3 separate regions of the Mus musculus genome follow, and regions 2 and 3 are each linked to region 1. A link is a loop called in an ENCODE intact Hi-C map of the cell type or tissue named here. Cell type or tissue: heart. All regions are shown on one strand. Each heading gives the region's core, and the rest is flanking DNA. Links, peaks and the distances in the headings are about the cores only. Region 1 holds the start of Gm16982 (predicted gene, 16982). Region 2 holds the start of Ap2a2 (adaptor-related protein complex 2, alpha 2 subunit). Region 3 holds the start of Chid1 (chitinase domain containing 1).

The links. A loop is a pair of places that touch in the nucleus more often than their neighbours do. Peaks named below come from ENCODE experiments on the same cell type or tissue, not always from the same donor. Only the 100,000 strongest peaks of a DNase experiment are listed, where the experiment ranks them.
Region 2: a loop joins it to region 1, with 3.0 times the contacts of the local background. A loop is called at or near these places in 8 of 42 quality-filtered maps.
Region 3: it touches region 1 in a loop (2.4-fold over the local background); 7 of 42 quality-filtered maps call a loop at or near these places.

Annotation. Positions count from the first base shown.
Region 1 is chr7:141,608,011-141,618,129 of GRCm38, forward strand. Ap2a2 (adaptor-related protein complex 2, alpha 2 subunit) reads left to right here. Exons shown (of 22, transcript NM_007459.3): 7 at 1,797-1,905; 8 at 3,326-3,473; 9 at 4,619-4,787; 10 at 6,189-6,326. It overlaps Gm16982 (predicted gene, 16982), which reads right to left and starts at 5,737. Exons shown (of 4, transcript NR_040337.1): 1 at 5,607-5,737; 2 at 4,695-5,112; 3 at 4,183-4,236; 4 at 2,056-4,072. In heart, for the core only: no CTCF peak of the experiment used is centred there; DNase peaks (open chromatin) are centred at 3,891, 4,231 and 5,001.
Region 2 is chr7:141,557,843-141,567,961 of GRCm38, forward strand. It overlaps Ap2a2 (adaptor-related protein complex 2, alpha 2 subunit), which reads left to right and starts at 4,338. Exons shown (of 22, transcript NM_007459.3): 1 at 4,338-4,584. The coding sequence starts at 4,518. In heart, for the core only: a CTCF peak has its summit at 4,207; DNase peaks (open chromatin) are centred at 2,829, 4,319 and 5,229; H3K4me3 peaks cover 2,323 bases; H3K27ac peaks cover 2,202 bases.
Region 3 is chr7:141,535,641-141,545,759 of GRCm38, forward strand. Chid1 (chitinase domain containing 1) reads right to left here and starts at 4,188. Exons shown (of 13, transcript NM_001142681.2): 1 at 4,133-4,188. In heart, for the core only: no CTCF peak of the experiment used is centred there; DNase peaks (open chromatin) are centred at 3,391, 4,271 and 5,191; H3K4me3 peaks cover 2,484 bases; H3K27ac peaks cover 2,033 bases.

The DNA of each region.
Region 1 (10,119 bases), core at 3,048-7,047:
AGGCCAGACAACAACTTTAGGAGTTGGTTCTCTTCCATTTTTAAAAAGGACTTGTTTTCATTTTAACTATGTCTGTCTGTCTGCACGTGGGTATGTGCATGTCAGTGCAGAGGCATCACATTCCCTGGAGTTACAGAGAGTTGTGAGCTGCCTGGTATGGATACTGGGAGCCGAGCTTGGGGCCTCTAGAAGAGCAGCACTGCTCTTGAACGCTGAAACGTTTCTCTAGCTCCTCCCACATATGTGGGTTCAGGTTGTTAGGCTGTGAGGCGTTTTGCCCACCCATCCAGCCTCCCTTTTTTTTGAGACAAGGTTTTGCTCTGTAGCCTAGGCTGGACTTGACTCTCTCCCCCCTCCCTAAGTGCTGGGATTATAGGTATGCACCACCGTGCTAGTGTGCAGACATGCTTGATTTTGTTGATATTTATCATAGGTGTAGGGTGTGTCCTGTGATCTTGATCTACATTTTCCTAGTGATAAAGTGGGGCATCTTTTCATGGCTCATTGACCACGTGCTCATCTCATCTGCACAAGTAGCAAGGCCCACTTTTTTTGTTGCCTTTCCCCCCCCCCCCCCCGGGAGGCAGTGTTGGGATTGAACCCTAGGCCTGTGTCTAGGCCTCTCGTCCCCACTTTATCTGAGGTGTGTGCTATTGATTGCACTAAGACCTGCAGAGTCTTCACTTTGGATTTTCTTAGACTTCTCTATTGTGTTCCCCTATTTTGTTCGTTTATGCCTTCTTGTTGTCTTTCTTCGTAAACATTTAGCGTTTTGTCTTTCTGTTGTAATACATTTAAAGCTGCAGGTTTATCTTTGAGCATGGTGTAGCTGGGAAGCACACATAGGAAAGACACCATATTGAGCCTGTCTCTGCATCTCCCAGAGATGCTGTGGGGCTTCTTTTGCCTGGCTTGGCTGCTTGCTGTCCACTTCTTTCCCTATCTAGTTCTTTCCTGACTCTGCTACCTGTGGCCGGGCTGTCTACAGCCTGAGTCCAGCTAGTCTCATTAGGATGAACTTTCTAGAATATGTTCATTATGGCTGAATGTATACACAGGTAGGGACGGAACAATCCTGAGTCCCTAGAAGTAAAGAAGTAAGTTGCTGGACATGGTGATGCAGGCCTTTAGTTCTAGCACTTGGGAGATAGAGGTTGGTGGATCTCTGTGAGTTCAAAGCTAGTTGAGTCTACAAAGTGAGTTCTAGGACAGCTGGGGCTGTAGCACAGAGAAACCTTGTCTCAAACAAAACAAAACAAAAAACAAAGCAAAGCAAATCAACGAGGTGGAGAGGACACAGGGCTGTGTGCTGAGATAGCGGTGGCAGCTGTGGTCGTAGGCTGGGGGCCATATTGGATTAGGAGGTAGAGACTGTGCCTGGCTTAGCATACTCAGCATGCCTCAGGCTGGGGGCTTTGGGGTGTGGTCAAATGTTTGTTTTCTAGCCCATGAAGAAAAGCCTGATTCCTTCTTCAGGTATCAGTGTCTAGTACTAAGGGATGGTTGCTGTGTGTCTGTTGCTTGGAAGCAGCCTTGGTCATCTGTGCTTCAGGGCACCAATAGCCCTTGTGCTGGCAAGCATTTGCATATGTCCCTGAAGGCGGTGCATAGTCCCTTTTAGTGTGAACTGATGTCGCCATGCCAGCTTCTCTTGGAGGGGGGATAGGAAGCAGCATTGGATATACCTAATACCTGAAAACTTGTTCTCAGAGGTATGGCCCAGGGAGCCAGTGCGGTGTTTCTGTAGGTCCCTGTGGGGTCTTGTGAGGCCAGCCGCTTACTCCCCTGTTTTACAGATTGTGACGTCTGCATCAACAGATCTTCAGGATTATACTTACTACTTTGTCCCGGCTCCTTGGCTGTCAGTCAAGCTTCTGAGACTGCTGCAGTGCTACCCACCCCCAGGTAATGTTCCCCGAAGTCCCTCTGGGTGTTCTTGCAGCACCGCCCACAAGTGACATGCTCCTACCTGCCTCCTTGGTGTTCCCCGAAGCACCCACTCATGGTCACAGATTCAGTTCACCGAGATTCTTCACAAGGAGGATTTATCCTGTAGCTGCACAAAGTCTTTGTTTATTAGGGTTAAAGGGTTATTAGGAGGTGTTTCAGAGAGAGGTCGTTAGTAAAGTGTTGGCATGGCAGACTCCAGTACCTGAGCTCAGTCTAAAATACAGCAGCATGCATAGTGGTGCATTCTCTAGCACAGAGAAGCAGACATGGAGGAGCTAATGTGAGCTACTACAAGTCTCATGTCCCAGTCAGAGATGCTATCTCAAAAATGTGGGTGTGGGTGGCTCCTGAGGAATGGCACCCGAGGCTGACCTTTGTCCCCTCACACGTGCACACACAAGCTACTTGAGTATCACATACAAAGTTCACTGGGAGCCTTGGTTCTGTTCTGTCCTCCTCCTTCTCCTCTTTTAAAATTAATTTATTAATTAATTTATTTATTACAATAGTTTCTTACTGTACAGCCTAGACTGTCCTGGAATTCCCTATAATCCTCCTGTCTTAACCTCCCAAGTATTGGGATAGCAGGCTCTTACCACTGTAACTGGTTTTTGTTTTAATAGCTTTTACCTTTACTTTGTCTGTGTGCCTGTGTGTGCCTTGTGGGTGCCGTGCCATAGCATGCATGTGGAGGCCCGAGGGCAACCTGTGGGAGTTGGTTCTTTCCTTCCACGTGTAGTTTCTGAGGATTGAACTCAGGTCATTATGCTTGATGGCAAATGCCTTTATCCACTGAGCGGTCTCACTGGCCCTTATGTTTTTAATGAAACAGGGTCTTATGTAACTCAGTCTGGCCTTGAACTTACTCTCTTTGAACTCCTAATCCTCCTGCCTCTGCCCTCTAAGTGCTTTCATACAGGTGTGTACCACATGACTGGCTTCAATTTTTTTGCTCATTGTCTTTTCCTTCTGCTTTGAACCAAATTAGAAATCTTCTTTCTCTTTATGTTGCTTTATATTTTGTTTCTGGGGTTGATAACCGAGAGCAAAGCTCCCTTGTCTCTGAAGCTCCGTAGAGGTTTTGCCCATAATCCTTGGACTTTATGATTAACACATTCTGTCTAAGTGCCATCCAAATTAGAAGCAGGTGTAGGTACCACAGCTGCTCCATCCCTGCCTCATGTTTATGACACTGCAGCAGGGAGCTGTCCCATGACAATTTACAAATGCTCCCCTTCTTATCTGCAGCTGGGAATAATTGTCAGAGGCACCCATAGGACAGGCAGTGTCTCGGGAGCCTCTTGCCCGGGTGTGGGGCTGGGCTGGTGGGATGAGGGCCTGGGAGCCCAGCCGACAGTTGTGTCCTGCCCAGAAGACCCTGCGGTGCGTGGCCGCCTGACTGAGTGCTTGGAGACCATCCTGAACAAGGCCCAGGAGCCACCCAAGTCCAAGAAGGTCCAGCATTCAAATGCCAAGAACGCTGTGCTGTTTGAGGCCATCAGCCTGATCATCCACCATGACAGGTGAGCCCTGCTAGCAGCGCATCCCTCTCGAGAGACAGCAGGTGGAGGCTGGCAGTTGGCATCTGTCTGTGCAGATGTTGACCGGTGTCTCTATTCTAGCCTTGGTCTCTGCTCCTCTTGCTTCTTGAGCTGTGAGCTCACTTCATGTGAGCTCTCTGGCCCCGGGACGTTGCCATAGATACTTTTATAGCTGTGGAATCGTCCCTAGAGCTCCTTTTTGCTTCTGAGTATTACAGGAAGCTTCTTTGAAAGGAAGGGACACCCGTGTGACTTTCGCTGCTCAGAGAGGCAATGCTCCAGTATTCTGGGGTCTCCTGGGGCAGTGGTAGTGATGACTCCCAGCTTCTGTACAGGGTCATGGTTGGGTCACAGGCAGTGGTTGTCATATACAGTGCAGGCATCTTGCTTCTGCTCTTTTATGCTCAGTCCTGGTTGTGTGCCCTTATGTATGCCCGTGGCACTGCTCTCTGGGTCTCTGCCAGAGGCTGTAGCAGACAGAACTCTAGCCTGTTTGGGACCAGCTGTTTTTGCTCCATCATTTAGATAAATGTTGCAGTGACAAAAGCAGTCTGCCAAACTGGAGCAGGGTTGAAAATGAACTGTAAAAAACAAAACTTAGGGTGTGAGGGAGAGCATCCTAAGAAACGTATGTAAGAGGGAATGTTGACCGTTTAGCCCACGTTCCACATTCACAGCCCTCGTTACTCACTGTCTGCCTTAGCCTGGTCCAGTTTCCTGCATGGCCGCTGTCCAACTCACTTTCCTGGACACAACAAAAGAAAGTGAAGCCTTGGCCTACCAGAGCTTTCCAGAGTCTGCTCTGGAGTAGAGGAGCTCCTGCAGATTCATTAGAAAGTCACCCCCTCTTCACTGCACCTCCTCCTCCCTGACCCCTCATTACAGCACCGTCCTATCACTTCACACCGCACTTCTCATTCCTCACCTCGCGTCCTCTTTACCGAGGCTTTTCCTCCCTGGACTGCCATCTGTCCTATGCACCACCTCTTCCAGCGCCTCCCGCTGGGCCTCCTCTCACCACTGCGCTGCCTTCTCACCGCACCTCTCCACTGCATCTGTCCTCACCTGTAGCTCACAGCCCTCCCTGACTATTTTCCCCTCCTCATCATGTCCCCTGTTCCTTGCAGTGAGCCAAACTTGCTCGTCCGCGCCTGCAACCAGCTGGGCCAGTTCCTGCAGCACCGGGAGACGAACCTACGCTACCTGGCTCTGGAGAGCATGTGCACGCTGGCCAGCTCTGAGTTCTCCCACGAGGCCGTCAAGACCCACATTGAGACGGTCATCAATGCCTTGAAGGTGTGCTCCTTGTTGGTCATGTGTCACTGCCTCCATGTGGAGGTCAGACTAGGAGGTGCCTCGTGTGGCACCTAAGATGAATCCATTCAAGCTGTCTGGATCTCAGAGTGTTTGCCTGGCGCTCGTCACTTGCTGTCGTTTGGGGTGAACGCAGCAGTTGGACGAGGAAGCTGTCCATCTTCCTGCAGTGCAGCCGGGCCTGCTATCTTCAAAGACGTGGCAGCTGGGGACAGCGCTCCAGCCGAGGGCCTTTAGCTGAGTGTCTCCGTTGTGGGAGCAGCGCCAGCTGAGCACATTCCCGTCTCCTGGAATGATTTCATGTGACCTGCTTGGAGGCCACATAGTGTAGTTAGTAAACAGAAAGTTTTCTTTGATAGAAAGATGAAATATTTTGTTTTTATCTCCAGGACCGTGTACCTCTTACACAACAAAATTCCTTGTCAAGGATTCTAGATTCTTTCAAGGATTAGAATTCCAGAATTTAAAGCACCTAGCTGAGGTTACCTGGTCTCTTACCTCCTTCTGAATGTGAGAGTGACCCTGGTAGTGTGTTCCTCTGGCATGGCACACACTGTCTACATTGCCTGCATGTTAGCTTCCATGTTACATGTTAGTTGATTAGTGAGCCATACATGTAAGACCCTTCATCTCGGTGAGTCTTAAGCTGTAGTAAGCAGGGCTGGCCCTTATCTGTATTTTTGTATAAATCAACAGACATTTTGGTGTCTGACTTGAACACAAGGCTGCATTCTTCCTAGTCCTGGCTGGGTGTCTGCTCCAGTCGTTCTCTTCCATCACAAATACAAGTCTCAGTCTCACCTTCGTTAGGTGCCCTCTGCCCTGCACTGAGGCATCCTGCACTGTTCACCACGGCAGGGAGCTACAGATGGCTGCTCTCAGACACCGCGCTGCCCAAGCACTGTGTGTAGTGGGTCTCTCCTGTACCACCTGGAGAGGGGCTCAAGAACCTTGGAACCAGCTCCCAGGCAACACGGAAGGTGCTGGTCTGTGCCCACACAATGGAGAAGCCTCAGTGACCTGCTCACTGGGCCAGAGTGTGGTCCTCAGAAGAGCTGGTTAGGGAGGAGGGAGAGTGAACAGACAGAGCTAGAACTGGTCACGCTGAGTGGACTAAGTATGAGGGGACAGGGCAGTGTGTTGTGTGTGGGTTCCAAGTGGCCTAAGGTGTTGGGTCCCACATATAGATAGTAAGGGGTCCCAGTAAGGGGTTTGGGGATGGGGCAGCACTCTGCCCGATGGGGCCGGTGCTGTGGGGTGCACCAAGACAGCTCCTATGGAACAAATACATCCAGACTCAGGGACTCATATATAGCAGTGGTTAGCTACTATCCACCAACCTGTGGTTTATAGAAGTGGCTCTGACTCTGTCTTTTTTCTCAGACGGAAAGAGACGTGAGTGTGAGGCAGCGGGCAGTGGACCTGCTCTACGCCATGTGTGACCGGAGCAACGCCCAGCAGATTGTGGCTGAGATGCTGAGCTACCTAGAAACGGCTGACTACTCCATCCGAGAGGAAATTGTGAGTCCTGCAGCCTGAGGGGCTGTCCAAGCTGCTCCCTGCTCTGGACATGAATTCTAGTGGATGGTTGCTGGGTGGTTTTTAGTGGCTGACGGGCCTGCACGAGTGTCTGTGAGACAGTAGATAGCAGATTCTTTGGCACCAGCTTCCTGTCTAGCCTTCCAGTGTAGACATCTGGCAGTGCAGGGTGTGGTCATCTGTGCCAGACGATGAGCTAATATTCATTCTCCAAGATAGTCTTATATTTTGAACATGTAGTTGCTGCTGGTTAGGTTTTCTTGGTGTCATCTGGCATATTAGAGGTTAATGTTTAAGCTGTTGTCAGCTCTATGCAGCACTGGTTTCAAGTGGACTCTGGTCAGTCAGAGGGTCACGCACACCTAATCATTGTTGTAGTACAGCAAATTGCTTACATGAGACGACTGTGTCTTAGAGAAGAAACAGGCAGGTGCATGACCACAGACAAGAGGCTCTGGCTTGCCTCACTTGGTATAACACTGGTCTCTCCACGGCTCTGGACCTAGAGTGACAGTATATAGGGAATAAGAGTGGGACAGCAGCTGCTACTGTGAGCATAGCCTCTCTATGTGTCACTCTGGAAGCAGAGTACAATTGGAGGCTTCCTGAAGAACTAGTAGAAAGAAGGGGCAGTGTGGGCATTGGCTGGATTGCCTCCCAGGGCCCTGTGGCAGGGGTCTGAAGAGGAAGGGCTAAGTGGGCTAGAGGCTCATGCTGAGTTGTTTCTTGACCACACCATTCACCAAGGAAGGCCTGAAATAACGAGAGGGCAAGAAGGTTTCCTTGACGTGGTAACTAGCTGAGCTATGGACTAAGAAATGAGGTCCTAGGAGGAGGGGCTGCATGGGGTTGAAGCTGTGCCTCACTCCCGGAAGGTGGTGCTGAGGGCAGGGGCCTTGTCTACTCAGTGAAAGCCTTGAGGTTTTGTTTTGTTGTTGTTCTGTGTTAGTGTGCACTTGTATGTCCTCTGGCATGTGTGTGGAGGTCAGGAGTTGTTACTTTCCCTTCTACATGGGTTCTGGGACTACACTCGGGTCATCAGATTCGGCAGCAAACACTGGCCACTGCTGCACCATCTTGCTTCTCCTTGAGATGATTCTAAAAGATTACAGTTTTAGAGTTTCTGACCCAAGTTTGGGGAGACTGCAAGCTTTGGGCCTCTGTGGGCAAGCCACATGCTTTGACACATTGCATGTGACAAAAGCAGGGAACAAATGGTGGAGTAGACTGCTCACTCTGAGCCCAGGAGACAGAGTCAAAATGAGACCACAGTCCACAGCCCCCCTTCAGTAACAGCAGGACCCCCACCGATCCCCCTCCTTCAAAGTCTCACCTCCACCTACAGTGCTGCTCTAGAGTTCAAGCCTCTAACACTTGGAACACTGGAGAACATTCAAGATTCGGCCGAGGCAGGCAGTGCAGGCAGAGGGGCCTTGTGTGCATGGAAGGGTTGGCCTTGTTTGGAATGTGGCTGGATGTGGCTTGCAGCTTTGGCCAGGTTCTCAGTCACCCTCATTGGATTGCTCTTGGCGTTCTCAGCAGAGGTGCAGTGGCATCTGTCAGTGTAGTTGTGTTGGTTTGCCCTCTAACCCCCTTTTTCTTTCCTATTGAAAACAACATTTTTCCCACACAGTATAAATTGTTCATGTTTTCTCCCTCCTGTTCCTCCCAGACCCTTCCCACCTCTCCCTACTTACCCAACTATGTTCTGTTTTTATTTCCACCTTTTTCTTTTATTTTTGAGATTATAATATTTTTATTAATTGCTATTGCATTTATATGTGTATATAAATACAAATATATTCTCTCTATACACACACACATACACATTTCTAAATACATACACATTCTAAGTAAATCCTGTTAAGTCCATATAATGTTGCTTGTGTGTTTTCAGGGCTGCCCTTCAGCAGTGAAGAGAGGATTGGTGTGCTCCTCCGGGGAGGACCACCTCTCCCACTCCCTGCTTCTCCCGGGAAGCCTGCCTCCCCACGTCCAGGGCTCCCCCATTGCCTGTAGTAGTTTGTGCAGGACTGAGGCCTTGCAGGCTTTTCTTGTCCACGCTGGCGTGTCTTTAGTGTGGTCACTGGTCAGCTCACATTTTGGCGGTCATGTTGGTGAGACTGTATGGGGCAGCCTCTGACATTCCTAGGAGACACAGTCTCACCTGACCCGCTGGCTCTTACTTTCTTCTCTCTCCTGCAGTGTTCTCTGAGTCAGCAGGGGTGAAGCTTCTAGGTAAGCATCAGCCTGACTTCTGAGCGTGAGGAGATCTGAGTGTTGTCGTCAGCAGTAGGGCCTTGCCATCAGTTGTAGAGAGCAGCCAGTAGGTGTCTGGGGGACTTCCCTTTGGCCAATAGCTCAACAAGATGTAACCCATTTCTGGCTCTTGGTGGCTCTTGGTGTCTAGTTGGAGCACTGTTCTGTTATTTGGTGACTTCATTTAGATTCCTTTTATATGTATATATTTTCGGAGTTGTCTACAATTAAATTTCAATATGCTTTTTCAAGTGGCCTTTAGTGCTAGTTGTCCCCATATTTCCTCCTGGACCCTTCCTACCACCCCACCCTGTTAACTATTTCAGTTTCCTCTTTATCGCTTCATAACACTATATTCTTTTTTATTGGTTATTTTATTTATAAAGACCTGAGAGGTGAGAACTCTCAGGAGACAGCTATACTAGGCAGGCTTCTGTCAGCAAGCACTTCTTGGCGTCACCAGTAGTGTCTGGATTTAGTGTCTTCAGATGGGATGAATCCCTGGGTGGGGCAGTCTCTGGAATGGCCTTTCCTTCAGTGTCTGCTCCATTCTTTGTTCCTGCATTTCCTTTTGACAGGAGGAATTCAGGATTGATATTTTTTGAGGTGGGTGGGTGGACTCATCCCTCAACTGGGAGCCATGCCTATCCACTGGATATGGCCTCTATAGGTTCTGTCTCCCCTTTGTTGGGTATTTCGGCTAATGTCCTCCCTCTTGGGTCCCTGGTATTTGGGACTTTCTTGTGGTTATTGCTAAGTCCCCCCTCCGATAACACTATAATCTATTTCCCCTTCTGTATTAGTCAGGGTTCTCTAGAGTCACAGAACTTAGGGATAGTCTCTATATGGTAAAGGAATTTATTGATGACTTACAGTCTGCAGTCCAATTCCCAACAATGGTTCAGTAGTAGCGTGAATGGAAGTCCAAGGATCTAGCAGTTACTCAGTCCCACACGGCAAGCAGGTGAAGGAGTGAGAGCGAGACACCCTTCTTCCAGTGTCCTTATATGGTCTCCAGCAGAAGGTGGAACTCAGAGATCTCCCTGTCTTCTGGAATCCATAGCCACTATGCCTCAAGATCTCCATACCAAGATCCAGATCAGAAACTTCTATCTCCCAGCCTCCAGATTAGGGTCACTGATGAGCCTTCCAATTCTGGATTGTAGTTCATTCCAAATATAGTCAAGTTGACAACCAGGAATAGCCACTACACCCTTCCTCGGGAAATCCTATCCTCCTCCTAGTCCTTTTGATATGATTAGGTACCAAACCTCTGTCATTATTTGGATTGTAGCATGCATATCGCATACTGAAGGCTTAAAAACTCGTATCAGCATATAAGTGAAGGCATGGATGTCTTTTGGGGTCTGGGTTACTTCACTCAGGATGATTGTTTTTTTTTCTAGCTCCATCCATTTACCTGTGAATTCATAATTTCATTTTTCTTACCAGCTGAATAATACTCCATTGTGTAATATAAATGTACCACCCTTTTCTTTATCCATTCATCTGGACG
Region 2 (10,119 bases), core at 2,636-6,635, 51 kb before region 1:
GCTGGGATTAAAGGCGTGCACCACCACGACCGGCCTAGTATTAATTATTAATATTAAATCATAGATCACACAACTCATAACACTTAGCAAAGCACATGTGTACATCTCTACACAATGTCAGAATGTAGGTTAGTTACAGATGTCTAATAAAGAGTTAAAGAGAGCTGGGTGTGGTAACCTTTGGGAAGTGAAGGTAGGACAGTTAGGAGTTGAAGTTCATTCTTGGCTCAAATAGAGAGTTTGAGGCTTGCCTGGACTATAGGAGACTCTGTCTCAAAACAAAACAAAACAAAACAAAACAAAACAAAACAAAACAAACAAACCAAAACAAACACCAGTCCCAGCACTCAGGAGGCAGAAGCAGGTGCATCTCTGTGAGTTCAAGACCAGCATGGCCCACAGATTGAGATTCAGAATAGCCAGGGCTACACGGAAAAACCCTGTCTTGAAAAACTGAGAGAGAGCTGAACAAGCTAAAGCCAAGTTTGAGTTTCCTGCCTTAGTGGACTGTGACTACAGATGTGTTAACCACAATCCCTCTCTTCCCCAAATTGCTGTTCTTTTTGTTGTGGTGTTTCGTCACAGCAATAGTAACCCTAACTAAAAGAGGGAAAGAGGGCTCTGAATTCAAAGAGGTCTTCCGGAAGACAGGCCAAGAGCATATACACATGTGGCTAGATAAGATATTACAAACCCAGCGGGAGGGAGAGTTGCTGGCAGGAGCAGGGCCACAGAGATGAAGGGCAGGACAGGGTCCAGACGGAAAGAGGAGTCCAGGACTGATGGACAGACTGGAACTTGACTGGGCAGTGACAAATTGTCAGATATCATGCTGAGCCAAAGCCCCAGGGGACAATAAGGGGTGTTTTTGCATATCCATCCCTTGAGGCACATACTACACAGGATGGTCAGAAGACAGTTTATTGGGTCCTATCTCTATCAACACTGCTGCCACGGGAATGTTAGGTATCTCTTCTTTTAAGTGATACAGGTAAGGGTCTGGTATATCCTTTTTGGTCTAGTGTATTCAATACATTTAAAAGGCCTGCTACCCCTAACCCCCCTCCCCCACCCCCCTGCCACTGGTTCTTGAGACAGGAATTTGCTGTGTAGCCCTGACCTACAACTTAGAGATTCACCTGCCTCAACTTCCTGAGTGTTAGGATTATATGTGTGTACACACACATATCCCTCACTGCCCCCCCCCAAGGCTACACTTTTCTGAGAGTGTTCCAATACACTTTGATAAGCTCAAAGGTGGTAACTTTGCTACTTCTTAGGAATGTTATTTATCAGTCTGTGCCTCATGGGTGGTGCTGGAAAGGTGGTGGTGCCTATGTGCATGAGTGAGATACAGCCTTCCTGCCTCTATAGCTGCACTCAGAATACAGCCAAATGCTGCTTGTAAAATGGAGTCACCCAAGGCAAGGCACAGCCTGAAAGCCATGGTTCCACATAATATGTAGTAACTTAGAGCAGGGCACAGCCTGATCTCTACATTGAGTAAGCACTTTGCCACTAAACTACATCACCAGCCTTTTAAAAGATTATTTTAGAGGCCGGTATCAGCTACACAGCAAGTTTGAGGTCAGCCTGAGCCACATGAGACCCTGTCTAAACTAAAATTAATTTTGAGACAGAGTCTCATTAACTTGCCTGTCTGGTCTTATACCTCCAATCCTTTTTCCTTGGCCTTCAAAATAGCTGGGATTACAAAGTATGAACTGCCGTGCTCACTGAAATTTATTTTATTTTCCTGTGGTCCTGGGGATCATACGAGTGGTCTTATATATTCAAGAAAAATGTTCTACCACTGAGCCACACCCATTACCACTTTAGAGTTTTTGAATCCTTCCATATCTACACGTCATTTGTGGCAGGGGTTACTCTGCTCTCAGGAGCTGGCCTTCCTGAGTACTTGTCCCTTCCTCCTCTTCCTCTTCTACTTCCTCTTCCTTCTCCTTCTTTTTTAAGACAAGGTTTCTTTGTGTAGCCCTGACTGTCCTAGAACTAGCTCTGTAGAGCAGTTTAGCCCCACATTCACAAAGATCCACCTGCCTCTGCCTCCCAAGTGCTGGGGTTAAAGGGGCATGCCCCCTTGTCACTTCTGATGACCACAGGTAGTCATCTAATCACAAAGATAGCCACTGGGTCTGAGGACTTCTGCATTCCTGCCCTTCAATATGATCAGGATCTAGCCAAACCTGTACTAGGCAGAGAACCCCAAGATTTTGTATAAGGTTCATTATCTGTAACTTACTGAAGAAGCTACAGGAAGGAAACTGGGTCATTTGTAAAACTGACTGGAGGCGGGCAAGAGCAGAGCTAGGAGAGCATAGGAAATGAGACAGGGCAGGGCTGTCTGTCTGGGATGCTCTGCTGTCCCCTCTATCAAACTGCAGTTGGAGCTTGCAGCGCCCTTCCAACCTGTGGAGGAAGGCAGGGCTTTCAGTACCATCTGTCTTTGGGGAAAATACTGTGACAAGTCTCTAGTTCAGACAACTTAAACAGAATTGTTCTCAAGGCACATTACCAATGGCAGCCTCTCCTTCAGTGAGTGGTTTGGAAGGATCATGTGCTCAGGTTCAAGGCTTCGGTGTGGGGAAAGTGATCTGGTGGCTTGTGTATCTGAGATGGCCATAGGTGGCACTGGCCATAGGTGGAGTCTTTCCTGTGTCCACTTGTCAGGCCTGATGTGGCACACTTGTGCGACACTTTATTATTATTTATTTTTGCTGTGACAAAAGCAAGCTAGGAAAAGGTTTTGTAGAAGCTCACAGTTGGAGGATATGTTCTCTCAGAATGGGAAGTCATGACTGTAAGAGCTCAGGCAGCTCGTCACATTGTCACCACAGCCAGGAAACAGATGAATGCTGTTGCTCACCCCGTTCCTTTTTATTCCGCTCAGGACCCTTACAGCCTATATTTATGGTGGGCCTCAATCAGACTAATCTAGAAACTTCCTGACAGGTGTGTCCAGATGTTTGTTTTCATGATGAGTGTAGTAGATCCTATCCAATATGACAACCAAGATTAACCATTTTTTAGACATGGCTCAGTGGGTAAAGGTGCTTCCTGGGACTCACAAGGTGGAAGGAAAAAAATTGACTCTCACAAAGTGTCCTTTGAGTTCCACATTGCACACCCCTTTCAATAAATAATTTATAATGAAATTATTTAAAATACTAACTATAGGATGGCTGTGGTGACTCTCAGAGTCAGTACAATGGAGGAGTCTGAGAATCTCCTGCAGTCTCATTCCTGTCTGGGCATAAGCAATGGGATTCCTATTGCCACCTGTCCAGCACTCCTTATATGGCCCAGAAGCATCTTTTTGATGGTGCAGACAAGCTGGAGGAAGTTTATTTTCTGGTGCTGGCTCTTTCACCTCTTAAAAAGTCAGGCAAATTCAGCAGCCTCACCAGAGATTTGGCTTATTATGTTCTCAGTTTCTTCCATCAGTCCTGGGACCTTGGTGGACTGCCTGATTTATAGGAGGGTCGTGCCTCTTATTCTCTGGACTAGGCTCTACCACATCTGTATAAAAGCAAGGGACAGAGAGTTCTGCCTAGTGGGTCTGGATCATGATAACCACCTTAGGTGTGAAGCTTCCTCTTCACAGAAGAGAGCTAGGGAAGAGCCACCATGATCTCCACTTCCTGGAGTGGTGGGCCAATCCCGCTCTTCTGCAAAATGGGTCCATAGGAAGGATCCAATGGGGCCACCTCGCTAGAGAGGGGAACAGGGGAGCAGAAGCAATAAGCAAAGGGGCCTGGATGAATGCTGAGAGGTTGTACTCCAGACAACAGTCACCTCGGCAAGAGTGGTCAGTCTAGCTTCAAGCCTCAGTTTCCCCATTTGTAAGGGAAGTAGGAACCTGGAGTAGCGCTTCCTTTTGTCCCAGTTTAGAGGCTTGTAAACGCCTCTCACTCCGGTTCCACGCCGGTGGCCTGGGGTAGGTCAGTCCAACTGCCAGGGCTCTGGGGCCGGTTTGCACAGGCAAAGGTTGACTGCTGTAGGTGCTAGTGCAGCCCGCTCCTCCCCTACACCCCTGTGTGACACTGGGTTGATCCCGCACTGGTGTCAGTGTCTCTGTCTAGGTAAAGCCGGGCTCACCCGTGAGAGCGAGATCGGGGCTACTCCGGTATACATTGGAAGGATCCTTCACCAGGCGGTGATACCAGGAGGTGTAGCGCCTGCGCGCTCCGCACAGCTCCGGTTCTCCAAGCAGCAATCCGGCTCTATCCCGCGCCACGCCCCCATCCTCCTCGTCCTCCCCCCGCCCCCCAGCACCGCGAGAATGCGCACGCTCTCTTGCACCGCCCGTCGCCGGGCGCGAGGCTCAGCGTGCGCGCCAGCGCGTGCGTCGTGCGTGCTCGCGCGCGCAGCCCAGCGAGCGGCGCTCGGGGGCCCGAGGCGGCTGTGGCTAGGCGGCTCCGCGCTCCAGGGCTCTTCGGCGTGACCGCCGCGCCCGTGCTGTTCTAGCCCGCCGCCGAGGCCGCTCCCGGGGCGCAAAGATGCCGGCCGTATCCAAGGGGGACGGGATGCGAGGCCTAGCGGTCTTCATCTCCGACATCCGCAACTGTGAGTGCCAGACGCCGGGCGGGCCTGAGCGGGGGCGCGGCCGGGGGTCCGCAGGTGCGGCCGGGGGTCTGGGGGGTTCGGCCGGAACGGGGAGAGGGGTGTGGGCCGGTGCGCGGGTCCGCTCAGGCTTGAGAAGGAGGGCTGTGGAGTGCAGATCGCGCGGTGGGGCGGGGGTCCCGCGCGGGCGCTTAGGGTGCAGAGCGCGCGTCCTGGGTGCACATCTGGCGGGAGTTGGTAGCCTGCTGCGGGGGGACCAGACTGGGGTGATGGTGGTGGTGTCCCAAGTCCTGACCCGAAGATGAGGTGTAGAGTGAAGATTCGTGCTGGTGAGTGGGGCAGGGTCCTGGAGGTGCAAATCTGGCAGTGGGGTTGGGGTAGGAGCAGAGATGTTAGGCAGAGATCTGGGGTGCGGACCCCTGGTAGAGTGATTGCATGTATGGGTTTGGACAGTTGGGAGATTGCCTGTGGGTGTTCAGACTGAGGTGCGGGGCTTAGGTGTCTTGAGATCTAGGTGTAGCGATGGGAGTGCGGGGCGCGGTGGGGAGTCTGTGGGGTTTGTGGCACAGTCGAGGGGTTTCCGGCCCTAGACGCCCCTCCCCAGCATGATGTCATCTTGGTCTTTCTAGTAATGGAGCCTTTAACCCAGCCTTTTCCAAAACAGCGTGGATTTCTCTTTGGGCGGGGATAGGGACACTATACGTCTCTCGGACCTGATTCAGGCGGCATGTTGGGCGATGATTAGATCTCACCCACTGCGATTAAAGTGACTCATTCCCCCAGGGAACCGGGAGCAGCCGGGTGTGGATGCTGGAAGCTGCGCCTGCTTCTCCGCTGAGCAGTTCTGTAGCCAGTGTCCCCTGGGTGGAAAAAAAAAATCTGCTCAAAGTGAAATGGGTCGGAAGGTTAAAGGTCAGGCAGGGCGGGTGCCCAGGACTTTGGCTTACAGAAACTTCTGAGGGTTATCAGACACCCCCTTACTGATGAGAAGAAAAGCCATTTTCCTGTCAGTTTATTTTTTTCTTGGTATCCAGCAAATAGCTGACTCCATGATTTTTGTTACTTTAGAGATTAATATGCTTCCTGAGGAATTTTGCCCAGTGTGTCGTCACACTAACACTTAAATTTATACTGTATTCCCTAAGACTGTGTGCAGGACCCCAGCTTGCCTGGGTCTGTAGGACTCTGGAAGAGGTAGATTTCTGTCCCTCCCTGCTCTGCAAAGATACAGGCATCCTTGGATCAGGGCTTACCAAAATTTTAGACAATAACATTCATAGTCATGAAGCATTTTGTTCTTTTCTTTTTCTTTTTGGTTTTTTCAAGACAGGGTTTCTTTAATAACCCTGGCTGTCCTGGAACTCACTTGGTAGACCAGGCTGGCCTCGAACTCAGAAATCCACCTGCCTCTGCCTCCCAAGTGCTGGGATTAAAGGTGTGCGCCACCACCGCCCAGCTGTTATTTTCTTAAAATTTTTGTAAAAAATTACATTTATAAGTGTTTGTGTTGTGTGTGTATGTGTACTCACCCACAAGCCATGGTGCCTGTGTTCTGGTCAGAGGACGTCTCTCTCAGAAGTCTGTTTCCCCTTTTCATCATGTGGGTCTTCAGGTGTGGCAGCAAGTATCTTTACCCCCTGAACCATTTCCCCAGCTCCATCCTTCTGAAGAGGGTTACATTTGTGCAGGACATTGAGAGTGAAAGCCAGTTTCTCACCCAACAGGTTACCACTTGTTAGACATGCCCTGTGTTTGATCAGAGGTGGTACATGGTAAGAACTTGGTAAATAACTTACTGGCTGATTGGTAGAGAAGCCATCCCTCCTTGGCATAGCTAATCTTTGGGGATGATTGATTTTTGTTGTGGGGAGACAGTTCTATGTTTTAGAGGATGTTTGGCAACACCAAGTGCCTCAGTTGAAATAGTGGTAAATAGTTCCCCAAAGTTGTATGGAATGTACAAGACCATTCCTAGAGGAGCTGTTGGAAGACAGGGTACCTGGTATCTGGGTCTCTCTGGGTGCAGGTTTCTGTGTAACCTAGCCATTCTCTCAGAATGCCTTCTTTCTCAGCTGTCAGGTCTCCCGTGACACTGTGGCCCTCCCTCTCCTGTGGAGCAGTGTCCTCTGTGATGGTGTGATGTTGTCTCTTCCAGGGGAATCTTATGTCCTACTGTACAGGAAGCACCAAAGCAAGGGCCCTCTGTGCCTTGCTCTTCACTCCACCCGTCCGTGCCCCTCAGTGTCTGGCGTACAATATGTGCTCTGTGAGTGAGTCAGCCCCAAGCAAGACACAGACATTCTCACTTGAGCGGGGGGGGACCAGAGCTGGCGTGAACATGATCCCTAGGCCATGGGAGGTGGGGAGTGTCACTGCTCTCGCTTTTCTCGCTTTTGTGGTTACTGTTTTCTCATGATGAGAGTGGCTGGTAACTCTGTGGAGAGGGAGTCCTAGGTCAGTCCCTAGGGTGCAGTGCTGGATCCTGGCTCTGCTACCAACCCTGGAGCTAGAAGCTGCCAGCCAGTGAGCCTTGGTTCTCAAGGGGTCGGCTATGAGCTCATGTGTCCTCAAAGTCTGTTTCGTGTCTGGTTTTAATCTGGTATCTCTCTGAAGGCCTGTGTTGAATGAACACTGAGAGGGGAGGGTCGGTGGACAAAAGGATGTGTGAGCTGGGAGGATCTGCATCTTGTTTGCACTTGGTTACTAGTTTACTTTCTTAGCATAGGCAGCCACCAACCTGCTCCTATGTCACCGAGGCCTGCAGCTCTGCAGCTCAGGTAACAGACAAATTCAGTCTCATAAAACTAACATGTTTTTTCCTGGTCTGCTTCACCCAAGGCCTGTGAATTTAGTAATATGATTTCAGTATATCAGAACCTTGTACATTCTTCTGTTTCTCTTGCTTTTATTTTTACTTATATGTTTGTGGGTTTGCTTGTTTATATGTGTATCATGTGCATGAGGTGTTGGGAGAGGCCAGAAGAAGGTTTTGAATTTCCTAGAACAGGTCGTTGTGATCTCCCCAGGATGGTTGGTAGGTGCTGGGAACAGAACCCGTGTCCTTTGCATGAGCAGCAAGTGTTTTTAACTGCTGGGCCATCTCAGCTTGTTTCTTTTTTCTTCTTTAAATAACAACACATGCATACATACACACTATAACATATATATGTACATACATACATACTTACAAACATACACAGTGTATGAATTTTTTGCCTGCATGTCTGTCTGTCTGCCACATGTGTGCCTGGTGCCTGTGGAGGTCAGAAGAAGACGTTGGATCCCTGGAACTGGAGTTATAGATAGTTGTTAGTAGCCATGTGAGTGCTAAGACTTGAACCTGCATCCTCTGTAGGAGCAGCCAGTGTTCTTAACTGCTGATTTGGGCTGGTAAGATAGCTCAGCTGGTAAGGACAAGAGCTGCCAGGCCTGGTGACCTGAGTTCCATCCCTGGATACTACGTGGTGGAAGAGAACGGACTCCCCGAATTGTACTTTAACCGCTGCCAGGTACACTGTGCATGTGTGCTGTGCCATGTGTGTCCCACTGAACGTTAAAAATGAAAAAAAAATCTGTTTTTGTTTTTTTTGTTTTTAGTCCAAGTTTTAAGATAATTTATTTTGAAATAATTCATAGGAAGTTGTGAAGAAATTGGCAGGAAGGCCCTTGGTATCCTCCACTCTACCTTTCCTGATGTGGACATCTTTTGTAACTACGATATTTTCAACACAGGAAAGCTGACAGTATTAGTACACTATTGGGATATTTTTTCTTTTAAAGATTCATTTATTTATTTAATGTATACACCATTGCTATCTTCAGTCACACCAGAAGGGGGCATCAGACCCCATTGCAGATGGTTGTGAGCCACCATGTGGTTGCTGGGAATTGAACTCAGGACCTCTGGAAGAGCAGTCAGCGCTCTTAACCACTGAGCCATCTCTCCAGTCCACCAAACACTGGGGTATTTAGATTTCGTTATTTTGTTTGTGTATTTATTTACTTTTTTTTTTTTTTTTTTTTTTTTGGTGCTGGTGATTGATCTCAGGGCCCCGAGTATTTCAGCACCTAGATGTCAGTAATTTTACTTGTAAACATGTGTATCTAAGTGTGTGTGTGTGTGAGTGTGTGAGTGATGCTGTGTACTGTGAGCTTCGAGTTGCTTCCACCTCTGAGAGACTGCTCTGCTCTCTCCATGAAGCTCCCTAGCATTAGTTCTCACAGCCACACCCACCGCCTCCCACCATGGCAACCGCTAATCTGCTCACCAGCTCTGTAATTTTGTGATCTCAGGGATGTCACATAAATGGAATTGTACAGCGTGTGACCTTTGGAGATGGGCTTTTTCACTCAGTGTGGTCCTTGACATCATGCAGGCTGTTGTGTTGATAGTGTTCCAAGGAAACTAAAACCATTCTGACACTGGGCGTTTGGAATCTTCGTTGGCTTTTTCACAAGTGATGGCCATGAAGGAGAGCCATATAGGACTTATTTAGCATGTCTTATTGGTTTTTGCAGTGCTGAGGACGAGCCGCACCCCCAGACAAGTGGCACTTGACTTTGGGAACTGCTGCTGACTTATCAGCAATCCGATATGATTGGGAATATCAGTGATCCTAAATAAGATGGTTTGGCCTGATGGGGGTTTCTGATCTTATCAATATGCATAAAAGCAATGCCCATTCCATGAAAATCTGGCTTTGATTTTTGGTCTTTTACTGGGCTGTGGTATGATCCTTTCACAATCCTGAGCAGGGGCAGCCAGAGCAGCTTCCCCTCAGTCCCTGCTCACCACAGTAAGTAAACAAGTGTGATTTTGCAGTGTGCTGGGCTCCTGAGTCTGAGGCTCTGGGTTAAGTGTATTCAGTGCCTTTCTGCTCAGTATTTTCACCTTGCTGTGGGTTTACTGGGCCCAGCTTCATCATAAGTTGCAGAACATCTTTCTGTACAATGCTGACTGAACATATGGCATACTCTGAGAATTGACTGTACATCAGGCAGGACTGCAGCAGAAAGACAGAGGGTCCTTGTGACACTCGTCATTTTGCCATGGGCAGGAAATTGCCCAAATTGCCGTTTATCCCTGCATGTGGAGCTGGGGTTTGGAGACAGTGTAGGTGCTTTTATCATGCTTGGATGCCTTCTCCTTACTCATTGTAGGAGCTCAAGTGAAGGAAGTCAGGGGGTGGCCGAGTGATGCCCCTTACGTCCTAAGAGAAGAGTGCAGCTTGCTGTGCTCAGCTGGCAGGGTCTGCTGTGGCAGATGCCCCTTTGAATTGTACTTTAGCATCACTAAAATCTCAATTTATTTGTTCATAGGATCTCAGTTATTAGCCATAAGTTAGCCTTGAGAAGTGGAACGTGACAATTTGAATTCTGTTTAAGCTTCTATGTAAACATGAAGTTGTTACTTGATTTTCCTCAATCATGGTGAAGATAAATTAGGCCTGGTTTGTTGTTGAATATTTTTATTTATTTATTTATTTAAAGATTTATTTATGTATTTTTTTTTCAAGACAGGATTTCCCTATTTTTTAT
Region 3 (10,119 bases), core at 1,974-5,973, 73 kb before region 1:
TTGATGTAAGTTGTCCAGGACTGAGAGTATGTCCAGGTGCCTGTGATCTTGAGTCTCTACTGATCTATCTGTTGCCTAGACTTGCAGCTGCTCACTGTTCACATAGTCTAAAGTCCCTCTGCCAAACACTTCCTTATTCCCTGACCTGTGACTTTATACCTACAGGCAGAAAGGGTGAAGGAAGGCCTAGCCTGGTAGCCCAGGCCTATAATCCCACGTGGAACTTGAAGTTTAAGGTCTGTCTGTACTACAGAGTTCTAAGCCAGCCTGGGCTACTTATCAAGACCCTTTCTCAAAATAAAAGGGGTGGGGGGGAAGGGCTGGGAATTTCTTTCAGTAATCCACTTTTCTAGAACGCATGAGGCCCTGGGCACTACCCCAAATACCCACTGACCAAAGAGAGGTGGGATGTGCTGAGGAGATGGCTCAGCAAATAAGAGTACATACGACTCTTGTAGAGGACCAGAGATAGGTTGCCAGCACACGTTAGGTACTCACAATCACCTATAACCCCAGTTCCAGGGGATCCAATGCTCCATTCTTATTTCTATAAATACCTACACTTAGATGCTCATACAGAGACACAAACATATACGCGTGCTTTAAAAAAATAAATCCTTTTAGCTGGGTGTGGTGGCACACACCTTTAATCCCAGCTCTTGGAAGGCAGAGGCAGGCAAATTTCTGAGTTTGAGGCCAGCCTGGTCTACAGAGTGAGTTCCAGGACAGCCAGGGCAATTACACAGAGAAACCCTATCTCAAAAAAACCCAGAAACAAAACCCCAAAATACCAAAAAGGTGGGGGTCTCTCTGGACACATAGAGGAAGATAGGTTCGTTGGGTTGTGTCTGAAGTGGAGCAGAACAAAAATCAATGCTACCACCATGTTCCTAGACGCTCATAAATGTGGATCTCCAAGGCTGGGTCTACAGATCAAGTTCCAAGACAGCCAAGGCTACACAAAGAAACCCTGTTAAAAAGAAGGGGTGGGGTGACCCAACTTTCTAGACTACTAAGGGTATACAAGGGTGAGGCATGTATAATGATATAAAGGGTGTCCAAGCTACTGCACCTTCCATGGCTCCCACTGCCCAAACGACCATTAGGGCACATTCTCTGTCATGTTCTTCACATAGCAGACTCCTAGGGTCTCATAGCATTCTTACATCAAAATGTGTTTTGTCTTCCAGCATTAATGGCTGTCCTTTGGGCAGCACACCCTGTACACAGGGTGGAATGTTATAAATTCGGCCTACTTGAGTCTTGGCTTCTGCTTATACCAAGCTAACAACGGAGAACATGCTATACTTCTCGTAACTCTGGGGTTACAAATCATTCCCCACTGGAAGGACTGTCTTAGTGAGGCTGACAAGTCATAGGAGAAGCTTTCAAATGTTTCTCAAGCAGACTCAAAGCAAGACATGTCAGGTGCTTTTTACAAAGAAATGCATTAATGTGTATAAATTATGTGTACAATCTGCTGTGCATGTGCAGAGTTAAAGAATCGAATTGGTGTTAATTTTGTGGTGCACTGTCCACTTCAGCTCTCTCTCAAGAACTAACTGCCGGGCGGTAGTGGCCCATGCCTTTAATCCTAGCACTTGGGAGGCAGAGACAGGCGGATTTCTGAGTTCGAGGCCAGCCTGGTCTACAAAGTGAGTTCCAGGACAGCCAGGGCTATACAGAGAAACTCTGCCTCGAAGAAAACAAAAAACAAAAAACAAAAAACAAAAACAACAACAACAACAAAAAAAAAAAAACAAGAATTAACTGTGGGGGCCAAAGGGATGGTCATCGGTTAAGAGCACTGGCTACTTTTCCAGAGGATCTGGGTTTAACTCCTAGCACTTACATGGCAGCTCACCACCCTCTTCTGGCTTCTGTGAGCACATAAATACATTCAGGCAAAAACCACATACATATAAAAATAAGTTGGTGAAAACATTAAATGGGGACGAGGGACTCTGGAGAGATCGCTCAGTGATTAAGAGTGATTATTCTTCCAGAGGACTGGAGTTCAAGGTCATTTATGTGTGTAACATACTGTCTACAACTCCAGTTCCAGGAGATGACACCTTCACATAGACATACTTTTGAGCAAAACACCAGTGAACATAAAATAAAAAACAATTTTTTAAAAATTAAAAGAACAAGTTTTAAATGGGGCATAGTGGATCACATTTGTGATCCCAGCACTTGGAAGGTAGAAGTAGGTAAATTAAGAGTTCAAGGTCATTTCTCAGTTATGTAGTTGTACATTTCTAGCGATGTAGTTGAGTTCAAGGCCATGCTGGGCTACAGGAGACCCTATCTCAAAACAACAATAACAACAGAGATGGTCTTTGGCTCTCACACTAAGCTCCTGCTTTGGTATTGCAGGATTTGTGGGATGCCGATTGATGTATCCTGAGCACCTTTTACTATTGCTGCCTAATATCGGTTTTGTAGGAGCAGGGAATTAGAACTCATGGCTTTCCATATACTAAGAAAATACTGGGCCATACTTTCAGCCTTCAGTTCTAATAGATTCACTGCTCTTACAGCAAGTATGATGGTCAGCCTACATTTTCATTTTTGAGAACACATTTTGGAGTGAACTGTTCATATGAGGAGGTGGGTGAGTGTATGGTTGGAAATGAAGGTGACGTAAGAAGCAGGATGATCACAACCCCAGGTGACATTTATTGACCATATGTTGCATGCCAAACCTGGTGAATTATCCACAAGTTCTCTCCACAGACCAGGACTCAGGCAGGCATAAATGTTATTCCCATTTACAGATAAGGAAACCAACACAGGGGGCAGCCCACCAAGCCATGGGGCACGTGGCTACCATCCCATCCCAACTATACAATGCAATGCAAACAGGACTGTGATAAGATGGCTCAAGTTATAGTTCTGTCACCAGCACACTGTCTCTGGGCCTCCCTGGGCTCCAGTCTAGAGATCTGTGGAAAGTTCTTTGGAAATTTTCCATCACAGAGTGTTCAAGATTTGAGGCTGCGCTGAGGGTAAGGCCTCATGTACCTAGCAAACTTGAAGGAACCCATACAACTTGCTGTATACCCTCCTACCTGAGGCTGGGCCCTCCACATAGAGCTCATTCTCTATGCCCGACAGCCACTCTGGCCTTGCTAACTCGTTTGCACACTCATGTCATCGTTCGTTCATTTGTGGCTCCACAAGCTATGCACACTAACTCACATATCTGAAATCTCTGACTTCGTTATCTTACATCCTGGTTCATGTTTATACTCCTTTATACACCACTCACCCATGTTTCTTCATATCCAGCTACACTGGCACATACATAAACTTAACACATTCACTACTGTGCTGTTCACACGTGCTTCCTGCGGCTTCTTTTGCCCCACCCCCAAACTCTTTTTTGGAGACAGGGTCTTGCTATGTGGCCCTGGCTGACCTGAAACTCACTCTATAGACCAGGGTGGCCTCGGACTCACAGAGATCCATCTGCCAGCCTTTGCCTCCCGGGTGCTAGGATTAAAGCCATCGCTACGGGCTCTCTTGATTTTATGCAACGGCCTGTGCTCGCTCATATTCTCAGATTACTGTTGGCTCGAAAGCTTCCTCACAGTCACACACTTGGCGCTCACACTTCTACTAAAGAACAATGTCACACTCTCTCCCATACCTGCTCTCACCCTAACACTCTCTCACCCTTGCTCATACTCATCCCCACTCGCTTTCTCACCCCTAATAAAGTCCATGTTCTCACATCTCCCCTCACCCATTCGGGCCCTCACACCCGCTCGCTCTCTCACATACGCCCTTACTCTCAGGCTGACACACCTGCTTTCTGACACCTACTCACCCTCACATCTGTTTCTTCCACCAGCTCACCCTCACATCTGCTTATTCCGCACGAGCTCCCACTCACCCTCACATCTGTTTCTTCTCACACTGACACGATCGCTCTCCCCCTCAAACCCTCTCATCCTCACTCACTTCCTCGCCCTCACATTCATAGCTCCCATATTGCTCTCATCCGTGCCCTCTCCTTCCCGCTCACACTCTGCCCGTTCTGTCCGGGGAGAGCCTCGCTGCCCGACGTTCCCGCATTGTGACGCGGAAGATGAAGCAGTCCCATTGCCGCCACAGCCGGGCTCACCTTCATGTCAGGAGACCGGCCAGACCCATCAAGCACGGCCGGAAGACGATTTAATCAACCGGAAGTCCCGCCCACTGGCCTCCACAAGCTCCCGCTGCGCCACGCCAGCTTCCTAGATGCCTTGCGCACGGCACGCTGGGATGGGGCGGGACCGAGATGGCTGGAGGGCGGAGTTAGAGGTGGAGCCTCGTAGCGACCGGCGAGCTGGAGAAGGGCTGAGAGTGGATCGGGACCGTCAGTTGGATGAAGACAGAGCTGAGTGTGCGGAACGTGTACTTCGTAGCCGTAGGTGCTGTTTCCGCTCCTGCAGCCAGTCCCTCTATTGATCAAGGGCCTGTCGTACAGCAGAATAGTGGGGTCAGATCCCGAAATCCTCCCAGAGAAGTTGGTGGTGATGTTGAACATCCCCTCTCCGGGATTGATGGCTGGCTGCCTCAGCACTGTGCTGAAGTCTACATTACGTCCACTTATGTGACCACCAAGGCCTTTAGGGTCTTGGGAACCCATCCCTGTCAAGTATGGGGGACGTGGGTCACTATGCGCATAGTCAGTTCCGTAGTCTCCCAGATGTGTCAGGACAGACTGTGCGCCAAGTCTTTGAACCTCCACATTATCCCAGTTGCCACATTTCTGTCACTATCTATAGGTTTGCAGTGCCCACTACACTGTCTCCAGTAGAGACACTGCTCCAGGCAATATAACATCCTTCTCCAGATGGCCTAGCACAGCGAACATTCTATCTGCCTAAATCCCAGAGCTGTCTTGGTCCTCGTTTTTGGTCTTGCAAATTGTAGGAGCTAGAACCCACAGAGGCAGACACCACGCTCCCCACCCCCATCTCAGCTTTAGCAAGAGGAGCCCAGACACTTCTTCGAGTGGGTTGAAAGCACACGTGACCAGCATTTTTATTTTTCATCAAGCTGACTAGTCCCCACCCCCATCCCTTGCTGTTCCCAGCAGTTTCCTGCAGAAACCACATTTGGCCTGTCCACACCCAGTTAAACCCTCTGGCCCACTCCACTATGGTCTGTTCCAGGATTTGCAGTGCGGCTGTTTCCCCATTCCTGCTGCTGCAGAGGTTTCTCACTGAGCTGAGCTTCGTGTTCTTCCTTCCGAATCACGTTTCCTCCTTTCTCTTCCCCATATTTTCTGCCAGCTGTCCCCCAAGCCTTTCTACAGGGGCGGGGCTGGGTGTGTATGCTAAGGCATGCTGTGCATCACCATCTGCTTTCCTGGCATCCAGCTCAGCACCCTACTAGGAACAAATGCCCAGAACAGTGATTCCAAGTGGGCAGAACTCTGGAGAGGTGGATGTCCTGAGAATTGTTCAGTCCAAGCAATACTAAAGAGACCATCATTCTTTTAAACCAGCGAAGGCATTTGGATCTGACTGATGTAAGAGGTCTTTGAGCTAAAGACTTGGCAAAGTCCACTAAGGATTCCACTCCCAGTCTGTGTTGCAGACTCTTAAGAACAGAAAGGAGAGAAAAACAGAACTCAAGACCAGCCCCTTTCAGGGTTCCATTAGACAGATGCTCAGGAGCCTGTTGAGCTGTACCCACAAAGTCTGCCCTGCCCTCACCTGCACAGCCTGACAAAGGGTGCCCCAGATCTCTGGTATGTGTGTGTAGGTGAACACTGGCTTCTCTCCCCTCCACGGTATTAGGAGTGAACTCAGGACTAAACACCTACTTGGCCAACACTCTACCAATGAACTATGTTTCCAGCCCCAAACTGATTTCAAGTGTTTAGCCACCTTTTAGTCACACAGAAAATACAGAAAGATGGATAGAAAAGACCAAGAGAATCAGAACTAAAGCATTAACACTCCGTATTAGTGAATCCATTCCAATTTTAATGTTTCTGCAGTATTTGAGGTAACTTTAGATTTTCTGCATTTATTTATTTTTGTTTGAAAAAGATGTTTTAAATTTTTATTTATTTACTTATCTATTATATGGTGTGCGTGTGTGTGTGTGTGTGTGTGTGTGTGTGTGTGTAGCAAGCAGCAGTAGGAGGCATGTGGAGGTCAAAGGACCACTTCTGGGAATTGGCGCTCCTTTCTCCATGTGGTTTCTGGGGATCCAGCTCAGACTGTCAGGTTTCTAATCAAGTGCCTTTACCCAGTGAGTCAGCCCCTTGGCCCAAGGAATTAATGTTTTTAAAAATTCAAATTCTTGGGATTCCTGAGATATTGTTGCTCATTTAAACAAAGTACTAAAATGCGGGGCATTTTAGAAATTGAAGCCAGATGTGATGATGCATGGCGCTATAATATCAGCACTTAAAAGGAAGATGGCCATAAGTGCAAGGCAAGCCTGGGTTATATAGCAACATACACACTCTATCTATCTATCTATCTATCTATCTACATATATATGTATATGTATATATTTAGAGAAAGAGAGAGAGAAAGAGTTTGAAAATGCTTATTTAATTGTGTTTGAAGTGGAGTAAAATATTATACAAAGGCATCTAAAAGTGACTGTAAAAATGTCACTGTAAAAATGTGGGCATGGTGGCTCATAACTGAAATCTGATAGTCAATAAATTCAAAGCCAGCCTGGGCTAACTGAGACCCTGCCTATAAATAAACAAGCAAACTGAATCTTAGTTCCTAGTTCTTTTTTTTTTAATTTTTAAAAAAGATTTATTTGTTGTTATATGTAAATACATTGTAGCTGTCTTCAGACATGCCAGAAAAGGGTGTCAGATCTTGTTATGGATGGTTGTGAGCCACCATGTGGTTGCTGGGATTTGAACTCAGGACCTTCGGAAGAGCAGTCAGTGCTCTTAACCGTTGAGCCATCTCTCCAGCCCCTGTTCCTAGTTCTTTTAACTTTAGTGTAAATCTGAGTATAACTCCCCTGGCCAGAGCACTAAACCAGACCTTAGTCAGTTTCTCAGTCTTTGTTACCACAGCAATGTGGGATGTCCTGACCAAGGTCCAAGCTCTGACCCTGAGCCGTGGGTCCCAGGCTGGTATTATGACGCTGTTTGTCTTGAGCCACCATCTGTCTGCAGTTGGCACTGGAAAGTGGGCAAGAGCAGGGCAGTTGCTGTCCACCCAGTGGGCTTTCTGTTACCAATGGGATCTCTGGTCTTGTTCTGGGAACATACCACCCTCATGCACATGGGCAGCTAAGGATCTTCAGCCTAAGCCTGCTTCCTGGGGACAACCTAAGAGGTGTCCTCAACAGCATCCCAGTGGGGTGAAGGTACAGTCCTAGTCTTGAAAATGGCTCTGTGGGCTGGTGAGGTGGCTCAGCGGGTAAAAGCACTGAATGCTCTTCCAAAGGTCCTGAGTTCAAATCCCAGCAACCACATGGTGGTTCACAACCATCTGTAATGAGATCTGAAGCCCTCTTCTGGAGTGTCTGAAGACAGCTACAATGTACTTACATATAATAAATTTTTTTTAAAAGTGGCTCTGTGCCACTCATTTGCCAAATCAGCACCAACAAGCCCCTGCCTGACAGTGAGACCCACGTCTCTGCTATGTTCTAACCAAAGTCCTTGGCCTGGGTCATCTAGAAGGTATGTGTTTCATACCATGCCTGGATCTAGAGACATCCCTGTGCAAAGGGTAGAAGTTCAGAAGGATGGATGCATCCCAGCACTCTGTGTTGCAGATCCCTCTCCCACTGTGGACAGAGACATCCTCTCTCAGTGCTGGAATAAGCAATTCCAGGAAAGAAGGAAGGAGGAAGCTTCTGGAAAGAGCTCCAGGGCCAGCACAGCAAATTGTTTGTGTCCCACACGGCTGGCCTGGCTGACCTTGGCCATGATGGTTGCTGTGTATAGGTGTCAGCAGCTGGGCAGCCATCTGGGATCCATGTAGCTCTATACCTACAGCATTTGGGCTTTGCAAAGAGCTGCTGCCTCAACATGCTTGCAGGGGACTTTCTATGCTTCTTAGTATTCTAAAACTAGCTTAAAACCCCAAACTAAAGAGAAGTGGAGGCTGGGTAGCAACCGTAGGCAAACCTCTTACTGGATGGTTATGTTGAATGGTGCCCCCTCCTCAAAACACTGTACAAGTCCTAACTCTTATGACTTTTCAGCGAGACCTTATTTGTCAATAAGAACTATGCACATATAATTAAATTAAGAATCTTAAATTAAGGATTAGGGTAGACCCTAAATCCAGTGTTGTGAGGAGAGGCTGTCCTTATAAGAGGATGAGAGGGAGATTTGAGGCTGACTGAAAGCTCTGGAAGGGTGAGGACAGAAGGGAGTAACACAATTCCAAGGCCAGGAATGCCCAACAGCCACTTGCAGCTACCTCAAGACCTCCAGGAGAACCCCAGCTGTAGCTAGCTTTATTTTAGACTCTGGCCTCCAAACAACTCCTGTTGTTTGTAAGCATTCTATCTTAGTTACTGTTCTGTCGCTGTAATAAAACACCGTGACCAAGACACACAGTCCATGATGGCAGAGTGAAAGAAGAGCGGAGAGATCGAATCTGATCCACAGCCACAAGGCTCAGCCAGAGCAAGCACTAGAACCCACACACGGGTTTGTAACCTCAAAGCCTTCCTCTAGTGACATACCTCCTCTAACAAGACCATACCTTCTAATCCTTCTCAAACAATCTAAGCAACGGAGGACCAAGTGTTCAACCGTAGAAACCTGAGGGGAGCCTTCTCATTCAAACCACCACATTCCACTCCCTGTCCCCATCAGTTCGTGGCCATATAAATCAGAAGGCAAAATGCATTTAGCCCAACTCCAAAGTCCCCATAGTCTTTCTCAGTCTCAACACCCTTTTAATGCCCAAAGTCCAAGTATCTTCAGAGGTGGATGGAAATCTTTTCATTGAAACCCCCGGTAAAACCAAAAAAGCAAATTATGTACTTCCGACTTACCATGGTATACAGAATATACATTACCATTCCTAAAGGGAGGAATTGAGGCCTAATGAGAAAAAACTGGGCCAAAGTAAAACCGAAACCTAGCAAGGCAAACTCTCTTACTGTGCCTATATACTCAATATCAAAGGGCTTATTAGATGGCTCTTTTCCAGCTTTGCTCTCTTTCCAGCCAGTTCCACCCACTGTGTGCAGCTCCACTTGGCAGGCATCCCACAGCTCTGGAACTTCTAACACCTTAGATTTCCAACACAATCCAGGCTTCAGTTTCGCAGCTTCACACAATGGCCCTTCAGAGCCTCCATGCAGGACTCCCCCGCCATCCACCTGGCCTCAGTGGCTCTCCTGAACTGTGAAGGGACGACTCCTTTACTCACATATCTTTCATGGCCCTAAGGCCTGAGCCACTTAGAAGACACTGCCAAGGGCTGGCGAGATGGCTCAGTGGGTAAGAGCACCAGACTGCTCTTCCGAAGGTCCAGAGTTCAAATCCCAGCAACCACCTGGTGGCTCACAACCATCTGTAACGAGATCTGACTCCCTCTTCTGGAGTGTCTGAAGACAGCTACAGTGTACTTACATATAATTAATAAATAAATCTTTAAAAAAAAAAAAAAGAAGACACTGCCAAGTTTGACAAGAGACTTGGAGTGAACTCTGGACCCCTCGAATCGCATTTGCAAAGGCTTTGATTTATTGCTTTTTAGGAGTATATATACATTTCCTTAGGTCCTTAGGTCCTTTTCCTCTCGCCATCACAGGGTTAGCTGGCTGGGGTCATACCCTGAGAGCACCATGTCCTCTCTTCCATTTTGAGTCAGGCCTCTCTCTGATTTCATCACCCCTTTCAGCATAAACCTTGGTTTCAACATTGAATTTCCTGGTACTATTTTCCTTCTCAAATTGTACATTTTGTATTTCTTTTCACCCAACCTGCTCTTTTTTCATGGTAGATCTGCATAAGAGGGATTACTAGGAGCCACGCAACAGACTTGATATTAAGCTGCCTTGAAATCTCCTCTAAAGAAATCAGTCCATTAATTTTCAGTTAAGCTTCAGGCAAAGTATTAGGACATTGGCAAAAGGCAATTACATGGTTTTTTGTTTTTTGGCCAA